Linked DNA regions of Homo sapiens: region 1 is linked to region 2. A link is a contact called in ENCODE Hi-C or POLR2A ChIA-PET data. All regions are on one chromosome and are shown on one strand. Each heading gives the region's core, a stretch centred on a gene start or an enhancer-like site at or near the end of the contact. The rest is flanking DNA. Distances are from core to core; before and after follow the strand shown. Region 1 overlaps MIR217HG (MIR217 host gene). Region 2 has its middle 87 kb from the start of PNPT1.

Region 1 (5,821 bases), core at 3,298-5,797, 210 kb before region 2:
CTCTTTTCTTTCAAAGGATGTCAGGGTTTTCAATAAATGTGTAACAAAAATACACCAATGCCCAATGGCCTATGCAGAAGTAAAGCTTGGCTACAATGTGCCATCTCTCAAGGACCTGAAATTCCTTTCTGGATACAATCTTGACAGACATTTCAGAAGCTCCACCATTCACAGAAATCAAATCTTTGGATTTGGAAAGGAAAATAGTGGCCACTTATTCCAGCACTCTTATATATTGAGCACTGACTGTATACTGGGCATTTGACATACACAGTCCCATTTAGTCCCCATAACAATGTTATATGAAGTGAGACTATTACTGGTCTCAATTTGCAGATGAAAAAAAGCTGAAACTCCTAGAGGCTTAATAAGGGCCTTGAACCAGGTCTGCTTGACTCCAAAGCCCACAATTTTAACCACTAGCTGATTTTGAGGCCCAAAAATTAAGTGGCTCCAGGACATATAGCTGGTTAGTGGTAAACCTGAAACTACAGTCCAGTTTACTTTCTACCACATGACACTTATCCCTAAATAATTAACTTGAACAGTCTACATTCTAATAAAAGTTCCTGAAAGAGTTACTCAATTTTTCATGTAAGCCAAATGGTTGACTCAAAATCAAAGCTACTAAATTATAACCCATTGGCTAAAGTAGACGCCAAGGAAGAAAGATTTATATAAATTTGACATCTATTTATACTTTAACCTCAGTGGGTAAATGCTAAATGCTGTTGCTGAGAACACAAAAACAACATAAAATGCACATAGTCCTATGAAATAGATGCTTCATCTCTTCCTAATTGTTACTGCCAACCTAAAAATCAAGGCAGAACAAGTAATTAATATATTATTAGCATAACAGGGATCATTTGGGGAGTTCCTAAGACCGAGCTTGAGTTTGCATTCACAAACAGGTAAATGTTACCATATTCATTATTCATCATCAAATGTACATATCATGTCAACTCTGTATCCTGTAAAGTTTCAACTAAAGAATCCATTAAGGATATTATAGTCTATAAAAGTCAGATAACTGTCCTATTTAGCAAATGTCTTTTTATTTTCTTCTTATCATCACCCACCATGGTGGCTGCCATGGAGAACCTTCTTCAGTTCACAAATGACTATCCACTAAAGTACAAGTATGCACATAATGGAATCTGATCTAATATAAGGTGTGGTTAATTGCTATACTAAGTTGTAATATTGACTCCTTGAAGCAAAGGGCGTGGTTTTAACTCACAATTTGTTTTCCTCTGTGATACTTCTGTTCATCTTCTTTCCTCTTTTGAGACAGGGTCTTGCTGTTGACCAAGCTAGAGTGCAGTGATTGATCGTAGCTCACTGCAGCCTCAAAATCCTGAGCTCAAGCAATCCTCCTGCCTCCTAAGTAGCTGGGACTACAAGCGTGTGCCACCACACCCAGCTAACTTGTTAAATTTTTTGTAGAGATGAGGTCTTGCTATGTTGCCCAAGCTTGTCTACAACTCTAGGCCTCAAGTTATCCTCCCATCTTAGCCTCCCAAAGTGCAAGGATTACAGATGTGAGCGACTTACACCCAGCTTTGCTGCTTATTTTCTTTCCTTATTGATATCTGCAAAACCCAGAGCCTGTGTTTGGTTGTGGAGAAGGATAGAGGTAAAGGGCAAATAATTTCAATCCGTGTATAAAACACACCACTAATACACAAAGAATATTGTCTCTCCTGAGGCTCCAAGCAACAACTGCAGAGAACTAAAAGTCATATATCTTTGCACAGATTTTTGCTTTAGGGGGCCAAAGATCACCATGTACTATATAAAAAAGGTAACATCACCATTGTCATTATAAAGAAATATTTACTAAGCACACAATGTGCTTGGGACAGTGCCAAAAGCTGTAATTTCTTGAAGGCTTTAAGCAGCATAGTGCTTTTAAAACAAAAAATGATAAAACAGGGATTCCTCCTTGAACCTCAATTTTTCAGTACCCTGTTGGATTTGGAAGGTGTATAAAATTGTCCCTTATTTCAGGTTTTAGTTATAATTTATGCAGATTTCAATAGATTGCTTTTATAGAATTGGATGGATTTCAAGTGTTTTCTCCAACTCATTTTTCAAACAAGCCACTTTTCTCACTTTATGCATAAAACATCCTAACTGGCCACATTTTACTTTAAATGTCTATGTTAGAAAGACACAAATTTATGTAAGAAACTAAGCATGTGAAAACTCTAAGTAGTAAATATTTATAAAGATGGTAATGTTCCCTTTCTTGACCTGGGTGGTAGTTACGTGGGTGTGTTTACCTTGTGATAATTCATCAAATTGCACACTTATGATTTGAGCATTTTTCTCTAAGTGTATTTACCTCAATATAGTAACTTAAAAGTAAGTATTTATGAAGACTCCTGGCATTCGCTCCCCAAACATATGCAAGCCAATCAGAATAGTTGAGTATGTATTGTCCCTGCCTGAGGGACGTGCATTCTTCAATCTCCATCCTAAAAGATTGTTTTTAGGACCTCAGGCCTTAGGCATCAGGTATTATCCCCTTGGCCTTTTTCCCCTATGGGCTTTCTTCCCTAAACTGAGCCCCTGTCTTCTCTAATTGGTCCTGAATTTCCCTTACTATCTCCAAAGCAGTTGAGAAAATGTTTCATTCATCTTTTTCCTCACAGTACTATGTCTAGCCACCCTTGCTGTTGCCCTATAAAGATCCAGGTGTCCTTTTACAGGTGCTTCCTAGGTGGCTTTCTTAGGGTCCTCTTCAAAAGGAGCTCTTAAAATCAGAGAATGATGCTGCCTCCTGGTATCTGTCTCTTTCAGTCTCCTTTTCTCACTATATTGCTGGAACTCATATTTCTGAAAAATGAGTTCCATGTTGCTTTGTAACTCCATGGAAAGGTATTGCTATTGGTTATTCTCCCATTTTCAGTTTGATTTCTGTAACAGCCTTCCTGAAAGGGTTATTGTCAAGATTAAATGAGATAATCTACATAAAATGCTTAGTAGAAGGCTAAGAACATGGTCATCCCTAATTAAATAGCAGCTTTTGACACTGTTATTAGTACTGTATGGTTCCATGTCAGACATTGTTAGGCATTTTATGTAAATATTTTTATTTAAACTCCCAGCAAGCCTGTGAGATAGATACTGGGATCCTATTTTTTAGTGAGAAAACTGAGATTTTGTAGGGGTTATGCCTTTTTCCTGGGTCACTAGACAGTTAAATTGACAATGGGGATGCATTTGCTTCTAGAATAAACACCTTCTTATAGGATGTGAATCCTGCCAGATTGTGGCATGGCACTCAACTCCTCAAAGAAGCCATTGAGTTCCAGTCAGGCACTGCGAGAATTGCAGAAGAAATCTCAAACTTGGCCCCTGCCTCCAAGAAGCTGACAATGGGTAAGTCTACCCTTTTGCACTCTTGCCCAACATTCTGTCGTGGAGACTTACAGGCTTACAGGCTGCAAGTATCTAATCATCTTCCATGCTTTCATGTTTGTTGCCTTTAGCATCACTTCCATCTTCCCAAACCAAGTATCCTCTTAGAAAACTCTGACAAACAGCCAGGCGTGGTGGCTCACGCCTGTAATCCTAGCACTTTGGGAGGCTGAGGCAGGTGGATTGCCTGAGCTCAGGAGTTCGAAACCAGTCTGGGCAACACGGTGAAACCCTGTCTCTACTAAAAATACAAAAAAATAAGCCAGGCATGGTGGCGGGTGCCTGTAGTCCCAGCTACTCAGGAGGCTGAGGCAGGAGAATTGCTTGAACCCGGGAGGCAGAGGTTGCAGTGAGCCGAGATCGTGCCACTGCACTCCAGACTGGGTGACAGAGCGAGACTCCATCTCCAGAAAAAAAGAAAAAAGAAAACTCTGACGAACTTAGACTGACATTTCTTCTCTGTTGCAAGAATCTTCAGAGATCTGGATTCTAAACACTGTCTCCTAAATATTTCCAGGAAAAACTTTTCTCCTTCTTTTACTGTGGATGTACTCTACCAGAGAAGGTAGGTCCAAGCTGATTCAGCCATTACAACTTCAATTCCATGGAGCAGATCAGTGGCTCATGTCACTGAAGTTAATTATTATTATGTCTCTGGTCTGCAGAAAGAGCACCTCCAAAATTTTCTTTTTTTATGAAAGAGAAGTTGGCATAAGTTTAGTCTTAAGGATTGCAACCCAATTACATATAGGCAGCCCCCAATGACTATTCTAACAGAAACTACTTTATTTCTCTCCAATTACTCATACTATTATCATTATCCAACCTACTAATAATGGCTTTCTCTGAGGACATTACTTATCCGCTTGGGTCACAGGGATGTAGAATGCACCATATCTCTTGAAGTGGAGCTGGCTTCTTTTTAAGGCTTTGCAGAAGCTTGAACTAGAGAAGGATAAAGCCTTTTTATGGGAACCATCCTTTGTATCAGTAATACTTATGTTCTGTTGTTAATTGTGACTACCTATTCAAGAATGTCTCCACCATTCAGAATGTGGAAAACATGCCAGTGGGAAGCTCAGCTCAATGGCAGTTCCGGCTTTGGCTTTGGACTCGACACCCACTTATGCACACTATGACTCAAATTCCCTTCTCGTAATGCCTTATCTCTAGACACCACTCTCCATGAATCCCTTTCCCTGTTCGTAATCACTTCTAATCCTCATGTTCCTCTGTCTGACCTTCTTTTCCCACAAAAATCCAGAAAGTATGCACTTAATAAACAAACAAATCCATTGACAAAGATAGATGTATTCAGGGCAGCTTTACCAAAATTCAAACTGGTATTTAACACAATTCCAGCCAAAATGCTCATTTGTAACTCCAGCCAACTATTTTATTGAAATCAATTTGAAGCCAAACATTTTCCAAATGCCTACAAGGCTGCAAAAATAATAAATAATGTTTGGCTATTTTTCAAACCTTGGAGGATACAGAGTCCCAGTCCCAGAAATAACAAAAAGACAAGGTGAAAGGAAGCAGACTTGAAAAGAGTTATTGCTTGGATAGTGACTCTCAACCAGAAATCAAAGAGCAGAAGTTCATTTAGGGAAACTTCAGGTAGTTATCATAACTGCTAGGAAATTAGGATACAGAAGAGAGTAACATTGAGTGGATTCTCATGGGTCCTCTCATCTACCAGCACTTTTTCAGTTGATTTATATAGATTTTCTACCTTTGTTTTGAGTTAATTTCCAAAAAGTAGGATGCAAAAGATACTCAAATATAACAAAATTAATACTACTTCAGCACTAGCTTGAGTTTGAGTATCCAAAGACCTGAGATGTTTCAGAATTCAAGGCTGAAGTTTGAGGGAGGACATGTCTCAGATGATGGAGAGAAAGAAGAGAAAACTGAATTGCAAATACAGCTTGTATCAACTCTAGATACCATAAGGTTCAGAGGAATCAATAACATCATGTAAACTCAGAAGCCCTTCAACTTAGAGATTGAGACATCTCTTGACCTATATACTAACTACCCTAGTACATTGGTAATAAACCAGTAATTCAAGCAAGATACAGAAATGGATATGAAAAAATTCTAGGAAGGAGGAAAATAACAAAAAAGACACAAGCATAAAAAATGAGTGGGATTTGGATAACATTTGTAAACTCTAGAGGTGGAAGATTTGTAAAACTAACAGAAAAAGTAATTGAGTTAACCAAAGGACATAGGAGTAAAATTAAAACAAAATAAAATTAGCATTTATGGAGAATCTGTGTATCAGATTCTGTACTAGTTAGACATTTTCACAAACACCACATTTAGTTCTTAATCTCATGCACAAGTATTACCAACACAGAAACTGAGGCTCCAAGAAATAAAACAA
Region 2 (5,936 bases), core at 3,008-5,507:
TCACGCCTGTAATCCCAGAACTTTGGCAGGCCGAGGCAAGAGGATCACCTGAGGTCAGAAGTTCAAGACAAGCCTGGCCAACATGGAGAAACACCATCTTTACTAAAAATACAAAAACTAGCCAGGCATGATGGCAGGCACCTGTAATCCCAGCTACTTGAGAGGCTGAGGCAGAGAGAATTGCTTGAACCTGGGAGGCGGAGGTTGCAGTGAGTGGAGATCACGCCACTGTACTCCAGCCTGGGTGACAGAGCTAGACACCCTCTCAAAAAAAAAAGAAAGAAAGAAAGTGAAAAAGAAAGAAGTAGTTTATGAAGATGATTTCTGAGGGAAAACAATGAGACATGGGTAGGGAAATATGTAGTTCACCTTGCAAGTCTTACCTGTGTCATCTCCTCTCCTGTCCTAGCCTCATCCCAGCTCTGGAGGGAGCATTCAGCTATATAAACACCACCCCACTTCATTCCTGTAATCCCTGACCAAGAGCTTTAAATACCTAAACCCTAGGAATTTGGAAATAATTGGTAGAACTCTAATGCCTCAGAGCCAAAGCTTGGGCATTTCAAAAGGCTATCAAAAGCAGCCTTTCTTTCTCATCCTCACCAACCTCTGAACTAGAGAGCGATCAGATCACCTTTCTGCCCCCTTCTACCCAGCCTCTGGTAATGGTGGAGAAGTTCCTCTGTTTTTCTCAAATCCCCAGACACTAGTATAAAGAGAGGGGCAGGAGGGTGAGGAGAGACTCCTGCCTTATATCCCAGGTACCTGATCAGGTACACACACATACATACATACATACATACATACACACATACACACACACACACACATCTCTGCAAACTTATGCCTTGGGCCTGGATCCTACCCTATTCCTCATCCTGGCATAAGCCTGCTTTGCCTTGTTCCATCAGCATTTCTATTCTGCAATTTAAAATTATTTCCTATGCCAATCCTCCTGAAGGAGGCTCCCCTTGGCCCTCCAATACCAGCTTGGAGCTGGACCAAATTTCTGTCACTCCTGCTTGACTTCATCTACCTTCCTGTAATCTCCCCATCCCCAGCTCATGCTCTCCTGGGTTCACAACATGCCTTGAGGTCAGTGCTGTCAGCACCTCCCAAGGGATGTCAGGGTTGATAAGGAAATTTGCAAGGCCTTGACTCTGAAGTCAAAAACACAAAACATATTTAAGTGAAATCGCCTCCTTTTGCTAGCCTAAAATCTAGATTTTTACATGTTTTTGAGGAACACAAAAGTGTTTCTGTGGGCAGTATTGAGCAGGGACTTAATTAATTATTAACGGGTATAAAGGAAAGAACACTGAATCAACCACAATTCAGGTTCCCACTTGCTTTTTTTTTTTTTTTTTTTTGAGACAGTGTCTTGCTCTGTTGCCCAGGCTGGAGTGCAGTGGTATCTCGGCTCAGCACAACCTCTGCCTCCCATGTTCAAGTGATTCTCCTGCCTTAGCCTCCTGAGTAGCTGGGACTACAGGCGCAGGCCCCCAGGCCCAGCTAATTTTTGTATTTTTAGTAGAGACAGGGTTTCACTATGTTGGCCAGGCTGGTCTCCAACTTCTGACCTCGTAATCTGCCCACCTCAGCCTCCCAAAGTGCTGGGATTACAGGCATGAGCCACCACACCCGGCTAGCATTTCTTAATTCTGTGAGTTTTGGCAAATGTTCAAGGTCTCTTAGTCTTACTTTTCTTATCTGCGAAATGGGGATGATTATAGCTATGTTCTAAACACCTTATGAATGATCTCATGTAATCCTCACAACAACCTGGCAAGATAGGTTCTATTGTTAACAATACTTGATGATCAAGGTTTAAACCAGCTAGTCTTATTCCAGCGCCTGCCCCACTAACCACTGTGCTCTACTGAGCTAATAATATCTTCCCTCCCACTTTCAGGGATATCAAGAAGAGCACATGAAATAATGTGTAAGAAAACACTTGGTAGATTTGCTTAATGGGTACAAAGTTACAATTTGGTAAGACAATAAGAGTTCTAGAGATGGATGGTGGTGATGGTTGCCAACAATGTGAATGTACTTCATACTACTGAACTATATGCTTAAAAATGGTTAAAGTGGTAACTTTTATGTTATATGTATTGTACATTAAATTTGTAATTTCAAAAATACTTGATAATTATAAAGTGCTGTAGGAATGCAAACTATTAGAGATAGTTTTAATTCTTTTTCATTTATAAACTAGCAGGTTCCTCAAAAGATTTTATCTGACTCACTATTAATCCTCTGAATGTCTAGAAGAGATGATGGAAAAAGAGGACCCCTAGTGTAAAATGACAGCATCTGTACTCAGCAGCTTCAGTGGCGGAACAGAAATGAAGAGGGTAAAATGAGTCCAGGGCAGAGCCTGATTGCAAATACATTCCCTGGCCACCTTCTGCATTGTCCAGTGGGTCACTTCCAAGAGGAAAGATTATTGCTGAGGTTCAAGAAACCACATCAGTGTAAGCTGGGTTGCTAATCTGTTCATTTGTGTCCATACCTTTTCAGGCTGAGGCTGAGGGCATCACCAATGATTTTCAGTATCACATGTGAGTCGCTCCTTGCAGTGTGCACATTTCCCACCCTTGCCTCTACTGCAATGGGCCCTTATATAATTTATTATATTTATGTTATTATATTCCCTGTAATGGCCTTCCTTTTCCTTGTAATGTCTTTCCTTTCTCCTAAAAACAAATTTTAATAAAAAATATATATTCATTATAGAAAATTTAGAAAATATAAAAATCAATTGCCCTTGGCTAAGTATTAGATTTTGCCCAATAATTCAAAAAAAAAGTTTTCTGATTCTCTCCAGGGAATTTTTTAAAAGTGAAACTCTGTCTTATTTTAAGGAGGCATTAAGTTCCAAAAATTTCCTTAAAGGTTTATTATCTGGCACTCTGGTTGCATTCTCCCTTTAAAATAATGTCATGAGGGGATATTAGGTTTCCAGATCAGACCACAAAATCCTCCTTGATGTATAATGGAGCTGAACTCTAGCTTGGTGAAGCTAGAACACCAAGCCACCAGCCTCTAGGCTCCCACTAGGAGGCAGGGACTTTGCCAGCTATTTCTGAATTTTGGCATTGTCACCCATTGGACACCAAACAACAGTGATCTCTAACTTCAACTTGCCACAGACAGGAACTGACTTTGTGGGTACCTCCTCCCTCAAATAGCACTAACAAAAGCACCCAAGCTTTCCATAGTCGGAAGGAAGATGAAACTGCCTAGTTAAAGAAGGGGACAGTAACCTTTAGTGCAAAAAGGTCATTGGTAAAGTGACTGCCCACAAATTAGGGAGCTGCTTTCTAGAATATGTTGAAGAACTATCTCAGCATCTTCTCTTTCATTGAGGATATACACAACCAACAGCTAGTCATATTTATTAAATGCCTTCCATTTGTTAACCAACAAATTTGTGCTGGAAAGGAACATGAAAGTATTTCTGTGGCCACAATTCACCTGATTCCAGTAAACTTTCTCCTTTCTGAGACTACAACTGTAGGCACAAAAGGACTGGAAAATAATAAACTTACAAAGCAATACAATTTAATGTAAGAATAATTTAGGTAACTTGGTCTTTGAAATTGATTAATTTCTTAAAAGTTATTTGGTCCTCACTCATTAGCACATTTTCTTTTTTTCTTTTTAAGTCATTCAACAAATGTCTGCCTACAGTTTCTATGTGTCAAGTGCCAGGCTAGGTTCTAAGTACACAGCTGTGATCCCATCCCCTCCTGGAGTTTCAGATTAGTAAAATGAGAAGACTTGCAGGGAGCAAGTACCAAGCAAATAAATAGACAGTAGTCCCAGGACCTCCTGTGAATGCCTAAAACCACAGATAGTACTGAACCCTAGAGATACTATGGGTTTTTTTCCTGTATGTACATATCTATGATACAGTTTAATTTATAAATAAGGCACAGTAAGAGTTAACAACAATAACTAATAATCAAATAGAACAACTAGAACAATATACCATAACACAAGTAATGTAAATGTAGTCTCTGTCTGTCTTTCCCTCTCAAATATCGTATTGTACTATACTTACCCTTCTTCTTATGATCTGCCAATCTGATTACCTAGATGGCTACTAAGTGACTAACAGATGAGGAATGCAGACAGCGTAGATCCGCTGGACGAAAGGATGATTCACATTCCAAGCAGGTTGGAGCAGGATGGCGAGAGATTTTATCATACTACTCAAAATGGCACACAATGTAAAACTTGTGAACAGTTTATTTCTGGAATTTCCCATTTAATATTTTCAGACCACAGTTGACTGCAGGTAACTGAAACCACAGAAAGCAAAACCACCAAAAAGGGAGAACTAGTGTGCAAATGTGTGTGTGTGTGTGTGTGTACATTTCCAATCTGTGATAGATGCTGTGACAGATTTATGTGATGGGGGATAGCAAGAACGACCTATTGAAGGGGGAGAGGAGTGAAAAACATGAAAAGCAGAGGAGGCTACATGTGTGTCCTGAAGGAACTGAGGGAAAGACAAATGCGGCTGAACAAGTGACCATAGGGCCAGTGGCAAGAAACAAGGGTAGAGGTATGTGGGGGACAGATAGCACAAGACCTTGTAGAAATTTGGATTCCTTTCTAAGTGAAGGACAAAACAGGGGATGTGAGGGGACATCACCTTGTTTATGGCTGCTGGATGAAGAACAGATTTGAGGTGGTTCAAGAGTAGAAACTAGGAGACCAACTAGGAGACTGTTGCCTTCTGAAAAACCAAGGTTTGTTAAAAAATAATCAGAAAAGATAAAAAAAAAATTCCCTTCAAAATATGTCTTGGCATTGGGGGAGGAGGAACCTCTTCATATTACATAATATTGTCTGATATCATAGTATGTTTATTAATTTATATGACTGTTTATCTGCTCAGCACCTGTCTTTCCTATTAGAAAGTAAGCTCCATGAGGATAGGAACTGTGCCTTGTTCATTCCTGTATCCTCAGGATATGGAACTGCACCTGCCACACAGATTCTCAATAAATACTTGCTGAATGGATGAACCATACATTTAATTCTTTTATAAAGCAAAGGATCCTTGTGTAAAGCAAATCATCATCCTCTTTCTTATCCATTTTGCAAGTCTGGATCTTTATATCAACTGAGAGGAACAAAGAAAGAGTAAACCAAGTCAAATGAAGTCTATTGTTCTGAATCCAGTGACTTCACAGAATGTAAATCCCAGAAAGACAGAGAACGTGAATGTGCTCATTGTATATTTAATGATTAAATTAGTGAAACCAGAGCTCAGGGTACTTATCTGTGGTTCTCAGAATTGTACTTTTTAGCAGATGGTTAACAACTTTACATTTTAAGATGGTATTTTAGCTGTCCATTAAAGCATTTAAACTCATTTAATTTGTCAAGTATCATACCAAGCTGGTTGGCATGAGTTGTACAATAAAAGGCTTCCACCCATTTCAGAAAAAGAACAGTATCATAGCATGGTCTGCAATGAAACTAGGAGAGTGATCCATCCCACCCACGTCAAAGGTTTCTCCTCCCTTAACTCCAGAAATCCCAAAATCTGGATTGAACTGTAGAAGATCATCCCTGGGTACTAAGGTCAGCAAGTTAGCAAGTTTCCGAGCCCCTTCAACTAAAACTGTTCCTTGATGTAGGCTCTACAAGGTTGTATTTTCTGTGGCTGCCATAGAAATGATCACAAACATGGTGGCTTAAAATAACAGAAATGTATTCTCTCACAGTTTTTGGAGCCACAAGTTTAACATCAAGCTATCAGCAAGATTTGATTTCTTCTGGAGGCTCCAAGGGAAAATCCATTCCATGCTTCTCTTCTAGCTCCTAGTGATTGCTGGTAATCCTTGGAATTCCTTGGCTTGTAAGTGCCAATCACTCCTATTCTCTGCCTTGTTCTTTAGACCTCCATCTTATCT

What was found. A loop is a pair of places that touch in the nucleus more often than their neighbours do. ChIA-PET counts read pairs that join two places held with the same protein, here RNA polymerase II (POLR2A). Pooled maps may share reads with other maps.
Region 1: a loop to region 2 is called in a map of endothelial cell of umbilical vein, with 11 times the contacts of the local background. The contact joins two enhancer-like sites. A Hi-C loop is called at or near these places in 34 of 168 maps with a recorded cell type or tissue (A673, Caco-2, Calu3 and 26 more), 19 of 37 single-sample maps with no recorded cell type and 29 of 50 pooled maps. POLR2A ChIA-PET finds 5 or more read pairs at or near these places in 1 of 52 experiments (A549).

Annotation. Positions count from the first base shown.
Region 1 is chr2:55,991,442-55,997,262 of GRCh38, reverse strand. All of the region lies in intron 2 of MIR217HG (MIR217 host gene), which reads left to right. All of the region lies in intron 3 of LOC105374690 (a long non-coding RNA gene), which reads right to left. Among named protein-coding and RNA genes, the nearest start is that of MIR216A, 5.3 kb to the right of the region's middle. Within about 2 kb of position 4,547, at least 3 of the 41 ENCODE cell types and tissues checked have a DNase peak (open chromatin) inside an H3K27ac peak, as active enhancers do; they include endothelial cell of umbilical vein, where a contact is called at or near this core.
Region 2 is chr2:55,778,097-55,784,032 of GRCh38, reverse strand. No RefSeq gene overlaps it. Among named protein-coding and RNA genes, the nearest start is that of PNPT1, 87 kb to the right of the region's middle. Within about 2 kb of position 4,257, at least 5 of the 41 ENCODE cell types and tissues checked have a DNase peak (open chromatin) inside an H3K27ac peak, as active enhancers do; they include endothelial cell of umbilical vein, where a contact is called at or near this core.